Linked DNA regions of Homo sapiens: region 2 is linked to region 1. The links are chromatin contacts, found by Hi-C or POLR2A ChIA-PET in ENCODE. All regions are on one chromosome and are shown on one strand. Each heading gives the region's core, a stretch centred on a gene start or an enhancer-like site at or near the end of the contact. The rest is flanking DNA. Distances are from core to core; before and after follow the strand shown.

Region 1 (4,855 bases), core at 416-2,915:
CCCTGCCAAAGACTATTTATTCTCTCTAAAGAGATGATGAAATTATTTTAGAAAGAGGGCCAAATGTCCTATTTGAGAGGAATAATTTATAGTCATTTTATCTGTTTCTCATGAATTATCAGCTTCTTGGTAGCCTTTTAAAGAAAGGGTTAATAAAATAGTTTACAACTTGTTAAAAGAGCTATAGAAAATTATATTAAGTTCTTATATAAACTCTTTGTATGATACTTAAATTTTTTAGGTCAAACATAAACTGAATCTCAGTAAAAATTATAAGACAGAGGCAATTCAGCTTAAACCATAAGTGGTCCATGTCATACATCTTTTATCTCCTATAGAGAGAAAAATAAACTTAAGACTAATTTTTTAGAACAAGAAAGGATAACCCATTTGCATCCCTATTTATCACTTCCTTTCACTGTGTTCACTTTTTTCAGGAAAAAGTAAACCAAATCAAGTAGAAAATGTCAAATTTTTAGTGAAGACATTTAAACACTTCAAAAGGGTGAGCAGTTACATTCCTTTTAAAGAATTCTATCTTAATATTGATGAGAGAATAGTTAAAAAAGGATCATAAGGCCTCCTTTGCATGTAATATGTATAACGTATAGTGAGACAATTTGTAAATAATCTAGTGAAAAACTGGTTTTACTAATCTGTTTCCCTAAAATAAATCTGCCTATTTGTAATTGAGAACTTCCTGGAAAATGAACAATAAACACATAAAAGTTTTACTTTTATGTGCATTACAAACTTCGGCTGTCAACAATTTGCACAAATTATTTTGGGAAGAATCTTCTTATATACTCTTCCCTCTGAAAGACTGGTAATTTAAAATAGGAAAATGCACAATCATACAGTGTTAGAATTGCATTAGAGAGTCACATAGAGACCACTCTAGATTTTTTTTTTTTTTTTTGAGATGGAGTCTCACTCTTGTGGCCCAGGCTGGAGTGCAGTGGTGCAATCTCGGCTCACTGCAACCTCCGCCTCCTGGGTTCAAGCAATTCTCCTGCCTCAGCCTCCCGAGTAGCTGGGATTACAGGCATGCGCCACCATGCCCGGCTAATTTTTGTGGTTTTAGTAGGGATAGGGTTTCACCATGTTGGCCAGGCTGGTCTCGAACTCCTGACCTCAGATGATCCACCCGCTTCGGCCTCCCAGTGTGTTAGGATTACAGGCATGAGCCACTGCAGCTGGCCCACTCTAGATTTTTATCTTGAGAATTGCAGATAACCCTATTGGGTCAGTTTTCTTACACTGTAATCATCCTCACTTTTGATACTTCCATCTACTTCAGTGGTTTTCAAAGTGTGGTCTGGTAGCATAGACAACACCTGAGGACTGGTTAGAAATGCAAATTTTCAAGTCTCACATTAGACCTACTGAATCAGAAACTCTGGCGGAGGGGGCAGCCCCCATATTTTCATAGGTCTGCCAGGAGATTCTGATGCATGTCAAAGTTTGAGGATCAATGCTAGTCCTCTATAGCAATCCACCACATTTTGTTCCTTTATCCTTCCAAAGTTTTTACCCTTACAGGAACTATATCACCCCATAGAGATAAGAAAGGAAAAAGCAGCCCCTGACAACTGAAAGCTGGCCTGGCACTCATATTTAGGCCTTGGTGTGGAACATAAACAGTTTCACTGAACATTAACGTCAGACCAGAGCACTCTGTGATCATGACAAAAACAAGAGCACTCCATCACGATGTCTGAACAGAAAAACAAACATGTCCAAACCACAAAAATAACCAAAATATCCCCCATCCTAGCTAATATGAGAGGATCTTGCCTCTGCCAATTAAAGTTTTAGACTCAGTTTATTCCTGCCCCCTTCAATAAGATTTGTTAAAATACCCAGTCATAAAATTGCCTCTACTCCCTTGATAGCAACCAATCCTGGCAAAGCTCCACTTCTCAGTATCACCTAATACAAGCCCAAATCCTAAAATAAGCCTTTCTCACTCGCTTCTACTAAGATGTCCCAGGATGTGCAATCTGCCTTGCTATAAACGTAACCACCTAATGGGCTTGTTACAGTAGGTAACTAGTCAGACATGAGCAGGGCAGCAGAGGACCCCCCACCCCCAACACCACCGGGAATATCAGGCAACCATCAGGTGATGGTCAGGTGGTTGTTAACCATCTCTCTAAAATGATAATTGGTCACAGCCAGTGCCAGGGGAAAGGCAGTTCCCCAATAGGTAGAAAAAAATCTGAAACTGGTGATCAGCAACTTTCCAATAAGATCTTAGGAACTGAGCAAATGGGTCCAAGCATGTGAACTAAGAGGCAAAATGGTGGAGCTTAACTGCTATAGGACCTTCCTCTAGGAACACTCTACTGGTAAGGGAAGAACGACTTAAGTGAGCATGCGTGCAACTCCAGTAAACACACTGTGTATGCAGCCTCTCCCAAGCACTGGCAGGGCACTGCGCATGTGGAGAGCACGCCCCAAGGTAAGAATCAGGGCAGAAGTAATGCAAGGCCCTGGAAGTATGCCAACATATAAAAGCAAGTCAAAAGGTCAAACCCTGCACTTGATCTTGAAACCGCCTTTGCAAAATTATGACTGAGCCAGTGAAAGAGATCTAACTTAACAGACTCCATCTTGCTTCTAACCTCCAAACCGTCCTTGTTCATTCCTGGGCATGGACTGAACTAACTATGAGAGAAACTTAGTTTATAGTTTATAGTTTAAACAAAGACAGTAACAGCCCTTTCCTAAAGCGGACCTCCTTCTTGCCTGGGGACTAGACTGCCTTTGTAGGACTAATATTAGCCACAAGATTATAAATTATGGTTTAGGAGTCATGCAGCTGGAGGCTACAACATTCTGACCCTCCCTAAACTGCTCCTAAGATCCGTGCTTGAGATGTTTTGCAGACCCTGCACTTGATGGATCAGCTGGCACCACCCAGATCAATAAACTGGCTCATCTGATCTTGTGGTCCCCACCCAGGAATGGACTTAGTACAAGAAGATGGCTTCGACTCCCTATTATTTTCCATCTCTGACCAATCAGCACTCCTGGCTCACTGGCTTCCCCCCATCCACCAAATTATCCTTAAAAACTCTGCTCCCCCAGTGCTCCGAGGGACTGATTTGAGTAATAATAAAACTCTGGTCTTGGCCGGGTGCGGTGGCTCATGCCTGTAATCCCAGCACTTTGAGAGGTCGAGGCAGGAAGATCATCTGAGGTCAGGATTTCGAGACCAGCCTGACTAACATGGAGAAACTCCATCTCTACTAAAAATACAAAATTAGACGGGCGTAGTGGCGCGTGCCTGTAATCCCAGCTACTCGGGAGGCTGAGGCAGGAGAATCGCTTGAACCCGGGAGGCGGACGTTGTGGTGAGCCGAGATCACGCCAGTGCACTCCAGCCTGGGCAACAAGAGTGAAACTCTGTCTCAAAAAAAAAACAAAAACAAAAAACAAAACTCTGGTCCCCCGCACAGGCAGCTCTGTGTGAATTAGTCTTTCTCTATTGCAATTCCCCTGTCTTGATGGATCAGCTCTGTCTAGGCAGCGGGCAAGGTGAACTCCTTGGGCTGTTACAATCTCTCAAGTCACCTGTTTGGCCCTCTTCCAAGTGTACTTTATTTCCTTTCTTTCCTGCTCTTAAGCTTTTTAATAAACTTTCACTCCTGCTCTAAAACCCTCCTTGGTCTCTCACTCTGCCTTATGCCCCTCCGTGGAATTCTTTCTTCTGAGGAGGCAAGAATTGAGGTTGCTGCAGACCCATATGGATTTGCCGCAGCCAACATGCTTTGGTGCCGTGTCACTAGGATACATTCTGCTGCTAACAGGTTCTTCCCGCCCACTGCACAGACAAAACCAATTCACTGTGACCATGACATTGCAATAAAGAAAGAGTTTGACATGATGCTGGCCACCACACATGGGAGACAGAGTTATTACTCAAATCAATTGCCATGAAAATTTGAAGGCCAGGGCTTTTCAAGTATAGTTTGGCAGGCCCTGTTGGTGAGGGTTGGTGGGTCCAGGTAGACCCATTGGTCATCAGAAATGCAAAAACCTGAAAAGACATCTCAAAAGGTCATTCTTACATTCTACAATGATGATGTTATCTGCAGGAGTAATTGGAAAAGTTGCAAATCTGTGACCTCCGGAATAACAGCTGGTAATGTTTGCGTCTATCCCTTAGCCGAATTCAGGCTCCTCACAGCCTCCTAACCTAGTGGCCTTTCATAAGCTTTACCAAGGTGGTTTAGTTTTGGTCAAAGGCTATTATCATTTAAACTGTAAACTAAATGTCTCCCAAAGTTATCTTGGCCTAAGCCCAGGAATGATTAAGGGCAGTTTGAAGGTTAAAGGCAAGTTGAAGATTGGTTAGATCAGATCTCTTTCACTGTCATTTTCTCACTTAAAATTATTGCAAAGTGATTTCACAAACCCAACTTGATCAGTAATAGGTGTGCTCCTGTTGGTCTTTGGCTGGAGGGCATTGACAGAGGATTATTACAGCAGCTCCTGGCCAGTGCTACTTTAGAGCAGTGCCCTTCCATGAACAGCTGGTTCCCAGTCCAAGGCAAGTACAGAAATTAGGAGTTGTCAGAAGAATTGACAGCAATTTGACAAAGTAATTTTATGTCTGTTGGTTGGATCCAAAAATAGAACACTAGGCTTGTGTTTCCCTATGCCAGTTTAAATTTCATTTAGCTAGTAAGTTTTAATTGTATATTACAGATGACCTGCAGTAGATTAAAAAAGAAAGAAAGAGGCGGGGCGTGGTGGCTCACACCTGAGGACTTTGGGAGGCTGAGGCAGGTGGATCACCTGAGGTCAGGAGTTTGAGACCAGCCTGGCCAAAATGCAGAAACCTCGT
Region 2 (5,320 bases), core at 540-3,039, 110 kb before region 1:
ACAAATCTAAGTTCTAAGCATGCAGATTAGGTTAAACAAAAATGCAGGCACTTTATCAAAACAGTCCCTGAGTCCTTAGAATACAAATGTGGAGAGTAAGATAACGTATCTGAAAAACTACATCAGATATCTGTTGCAGGCAATGATTTATTTAATATATATTAAATGTAAATACCTTGAATCAATATTAAATGATGTAACAAATGCCCACAAAGGAAATAAACATAATTCAGATCACTATTTCTAGTTTGGTATTTAGGTTTCACAAACAAGACCTCAGTGATGAGAGGATATATGCAATGATTTTAGCAGATACTCAAGATATAGTTGATTCTCAATAAAAATTGTATTTATTTCCTTAATATTGAAATTCAGTTACTATTTCTTGATGGCTGGCTTACTGTGTGCCAGGAATCATGCTGAGCGTTTTCTCATATTCTCTCATTGTCCCATCCACCTTTCAACAATCTTGAGAAGTAGGTATTTCTTTTATTTTCATTGAACATTGTGTCTCTGAGGGGTTACATGATTCACTCAAGATCACACAGCTACAGTGGTCCATCTGAAGCTGTATTTCATGTCCTCTGAATTCAAATTCAGTGGGCCTTCCCAACCACCACATATTTTCATTCTTCAATTCTCTTCATCATTTATTTATTATTGGTAAAAATCCCCGTGATCTTCATCCTATCATATAATCTCCTTTTCTGTTACTCTCTCAGTAAAATCCTCACCACACCAGCAGACCTACTTCATCTTAATCCCCTCTCTGACTTGGTTCTCTGGACTGCCTCCAACACTTTTTAGCCCTCCTTTTTCACCCCTTCTCAACCTTGCCTACCACCGCAAATATTATCTTGTAAAGTAAGTTTAAAGATTAAACTCCTTAGTGACTTAGAATCTCAGATCAAACCATGAAGTTCACTCAACCTTACACTGACAAGTCAGAGTTAATTGTTCTTGGGGCCAGAATAAATGACAAAGACTGCTGGCTTGGGCCTACTCTTGGTGCTACATGTGCCAGGTGTGTGTGTGTGTGTGTGTGTGGTGTGTGCGTGTGCATGTGTGTGTGTGTAAATTGTCTCTTACCCTCATGACCAATGTTTTCCAGATGAGAAAAACCAGGGCTCAGAGCTCAAAGTACGTTTTCCTGATCACGGAGTCAGCAGGTAACAGAGTCAGAAATTCAAACCCAGTACCATCAGACTGTATCTGTTGAGCTCTTTGGACTATAACAGAAATCCTTAAATATCTGTCCACAAACAAAGGGCTAGATCATCACAAAGTTCTCACCAGTTCACAGCTAAATAAGGACAGCACAATATTATAAATCAGGGAGCTGCAGTCTGTGTCAGCATAAAAACAGATTATTGGCGAGAACCATCTTTTATTCTCAGTTTATGTCCTTCCTGCCTTTTTGGTGTTAACGTTTCTTTGTCTTTGTGAAATGAGTGTGAAAACAGGTGGTAGTAGTTCTTTTGATGGTTAAATGGTAATGTTCTTACTTAGTAAAATGAAAAGTAGGTAACCTCGTGTTTGTTATGCAGGCCCCTGCATAATGTCTACACATAAGGTCCACATGAAATATTAATGGTTATAGTTAATATGGATAATATGCTGGGACAGTTAGCTTCCACCCCTAGCTCCAAACATTCTGTAAAGCAGCTCAGACTTGCACTTAGTTTCAGCCTGAGTACATCTTTTTCAATGTTTGCCTTTGGCTCAACATCACTAGAGAGTTATCCCTGGCCTGTGTAGTCATAGCCACACAAGAGGGACATTTCAAGAGATGGTGGGTGGATCTGCTGCCACAGGAAATTTTTCAGTAGCCCAGGCACTGGGAGAAATTGTCTGACCTTTTGGTGGGAAAGGAGTGGGGTGTCCACCTGGGAGTGTCCCCATTTGGAACTCTGTGCTAATGAAGAAGGGACTTTCTCAAACTTTAAATGAAGTCTGATTCTCATACAAGTCATGCTGACTCACACAGTCACAGTCTTTTTTAACAATGAGTAGTTTAGATCACAAAGAGATATATTAATCAATCTTCAGAGTTATCATTGAATGCTGGTTGCTGATCCAGAAAAAGAAATCAGGTCTACTATTCAGTCAGTCATATAAGCTTTCCAGGAAACAAAAGCAATGGAATTCAAGTAAATTGGTTTAAAAGGCAGAAGTTCAATTATTACATATTTACTTGCTTCTTATTTACTTATTGTTCACACATTTCTTTATTCATTCAGTGTGCATTATTTGTTCAACCCTTTCTCCATGGATACATAGCACTAAGTTCATGAATAAAAGCACCTATGAAAGGCTTTCAATGATTTGATGAACCAAGGAATTGATAGAGAAATAATTACAACAATAAATAAGGCAATAAAAAATATAGAGAGTTCCTTTCAAATGGCAAGTTTTTTTTGAGTTAACAGAACATGTTGCTATAATATATAGAATGAATATTTCTAAACAATGTATGTGGAAACTTTTTGGAGACTGCTTTAAGCAAGTGACTTCCAAGCTTGTGGTACCAGAATCTCAGGAACATGGGAGCATAGTGATAAAGGTCTATAATCTCTTTTAGGTATTTTAAGAGCCCGATTTAAACAACAAGGGCCAGGCCCAGTGGCTTATTCCTGTAATCCCAGCACTTTGGGAGGCTGAGGTGTGGGAGGATTGCTTGAGACCAGGAGTTTGAGACCAGCCTGGGCAACATGGCAAGACCCTGTCTTTATAAAAAATAAAAATTAGCCAGGGTGTGGTGGTACATGCCTGTAGTCCCAGCTACTCAGGAGGCTGAGACAGGAGGATCGCTTGAGCCTGGAAGGTCAAGGCAGTGGTGAGCCATGATGGCACCACTACACTTCAGCCTGGGCAACAGTGAGACCCCATCTCAAAAAAAAAACAAAAACACAACAAAGAAAAAATAAATAACAACATAAATGCATGTGTATGTGTATGTGAAACAGAGAGAGAGAGGAACACCTAAATAAGTTATGTGTCCATATGCCTGACCAGTATAGTGTCATCTACAACCAGTAAAAACCTCTTAGTAATATTATTTATGAAATAATACTTTTTCTAGCTACGACGAAAGGAAAAGGAAAATGGAAAAAGACTATCCAAAGAATACTGAAGAAGAATTTTCAGGAGTAAATGGCCAAATCGATGCTGCTGTAGAATTAAATGGTAAGTGTTTCCACTGAAAACTTTCTTCATGAAAACTATCATAAGAAATCTTGGCTTTGCTTTAACACAACAGAAAGTGGATTTCCAAGTGGGAGTCCTTGGTTTTTATATTTGGTCTTAGGTCCTTTCATAAGTTTATCTAAACAGATTGTCCACTAGAAAGAGTAACTGTAAAAGTTCTGGTATTTTAGTTCTCTCTTTCCTAATGGAAAGTTTTTGTTTGTTTGTTTGTTTGTTTTTGTTTTTGTGTGTGTGTGTTTTGTTTTTTGTTTTTGTTTTTTGTTTTTTGTTTTTTGTTTTTTTTGAGACGGAGTCTCGCTCTGTGGCCAGGCTGGACTGCAGTGGCGCGATCTCTGCTCACTGCAACTTCTGCCTCCCAGATTCGAGCGATTCTCCTACCTCAGCCTCCCAAGTAGCTGGGACTACAGGCGCTGGCCACCAGGCCCAGCTAATGTTTGTATTTTTAGTGGAGATGGAGTTTCACCATGTTGGCCACCTAATGGAAAGTTTTTAAAGTATAGCTTCAATCGATTAGTCAGCTAGATCATAAAGTCTACCGGGGTCAAGATTACCTTTTCTATCTTTAAAATACACATAGTCTTGGTTGGGCACAGTGACACACACCTGTAATTCCAGCACTTTGGGAGGATGAGGTGGTAGGATCACTTCAGCCCAGGAATTCAATACCAGCTTGGGCAATATGGCAAAACTCTGTCTCTACAAAAAAGTTAGCTGAGAATGATGGCACACACCTGTAGTCCCAGCTACTCCGGATGCTGAGATGGGAGGATTACTTGAGCTCAGGAGGTCGAGGCTGCGGTGAACTGTGATTGCACCACTGCACTCTAGCCTGGGCAACAGAGTGATACCCTGTCTCAAAAAAAAAAAAAAATCTGTCTCAAGCTTCTCAGTGCTTTTTCCCACTCCATCATCCAACTCCTGCAATTTAACACATAGCTAGGAAAGTTGAATAGAACTTTGTTGAATACATTTAATTAAATCTTCTGAAGTAGTCAGTTAGCACACTCTTCTTGAAAAAATAGCACAGGGCTGGACACTGTTCAGAAGTGCAAAGACCATTCCAGATGTGGCCACTGCTCTCACAGAATGGTTCACCCAACACAGATGAAATGACTGGAAAACAGACAATCTATAATTTAGTGTTGAGTCATGTGGTAGACTGCACAATAATTGCAAGAGCTGATCTGAGAATTAAAATATCAGAATCGGCAGCAGTCATTGGAAATTTTATAGTAGGACTTCAGATGGGTTTTGAAGATTGGCCGGAGGCTTAACTAGGGAAAGAAAAGGGGAGTGGCTTCCTGGAGGAGAGCAGCCTGAGCAGAAGCACAGTACATAACTGAGCATGGCACATTGGATGACCCCAACAAGAAGGCCTTACCCCGGCTGGAACAAGGAGAAAGCTCAGAAATGACTGAGAAGTTCAGGAGTCAGGTTCTAGGGCATGAAGACAGAAGACAAGCTAACTGCCACCTGACAAATTCACAATTCCTCTTTGGTGACACTTTAAGAAAGTGACAGTGACAAATTCTTCCATTTATATATGTGCTGGACATCTTCAGTAACCCAATTTCAACTTTGTCTCTTTTAGGCTACATTTACTTCTTTTCAGGACCAAAAACATACAAGTATGACACAGAGAAGGAAGATGTGGTTAGTGTGGTGAAATCTAGTTCCTGGATTGGTTGCTAAATAGAAAAGCCTAGTCTTCTCAAGCAATGAGGATGACTACAAGCAGCCTCTAACTGGATCTTAAGGACTAAAGCAGAATGTAGGAGAGGGATTCTTCCAAAGGCCTTCAAATCAAATTAGAATTCACTGAGAATAATAATACTTCCAATTTTTTTCATAGTTGTATAATCAGAATTTCAATCCACATTAGAAAAGTTTTTATATGGGCAACTTTATGCGAAATCCAAATCAACACAATGCACTCTGCAGTTAGACACCATTATTTTTTCTTACCTAATATACTGAAGCAGATTGATCCGTTTGATTTTTATTTCCAGGAGGAAGACTAGTGGTGGATTCCATGACATATATTGTAATTCTTTTCATAGGAAATGTCATTACAGTATGAATTATAATTATTTACAAGCAATGGCTTTTGTGG

The links. Hi-C counts contacts between places; a loop is a spot of excess contacts on that map. ChIA-PET counts read pairs that join two places held with the same protein, here RNA polymerase II (POLR2A). Pooled maps may share reads with other maps.
Region 2: a loop to region 1 is called in a pooled map, with 2.0 times the contacts of the local background. The contact joins two enhancer-like sites. A Hi-C loop is called at or near these places in 1 of 37 single-sample maps with no recorded cell type and 7 of 50 pooled maps. POLR2A ChIA-PET finds 5 or more read pairs at or near these places in 2 of 52 experiments (GM10248 and OCI-LY7).

Annotation. Positions count from the first base shown.
Region 1 is chr11:102,471,306-102,476,160 of GRCh38, reverse strand. The region is part of intron 1 of LOC124902740 (a long non-coding RNA gene); the gene reads right to left. All of the region lies in intron 1 of LOC102723838 (a long non-coding RNA gene), which reads right to left. Among named protein-coding and RNA genes, the nearest start is that of TMEM123-DT, 21 kb to the right of the region's middle. Within about 2 kb of position 1,665, at least 3 of the 41 ENCODE cell types and tissues checked have a DNase peak (open chromatin) inside an H3K27ac peak, as active enhancers do.
Region 2 is chr11:102,576,905-102,582,224 of GRCh38, reverse strand. It overlaps MMP20 (matrix metallopeptidase 20), which reads left to right. Exons shown (of 10, transcript NM_004771.4): 9 at 3,083-3,186; 10 at 4,799-5,320. The coding sequence ends at 4,899. Among named protein-coding and RNA genes, the nearest start is that of MMP20, 46 kb to the left of the region's middle. Within about 2 kb of position 1,789, at least 2 of the 41 ENCODE cell types and tissues checked have a DNase peak (open chromatin) inside an H3K27ac peak, as active enhancers do.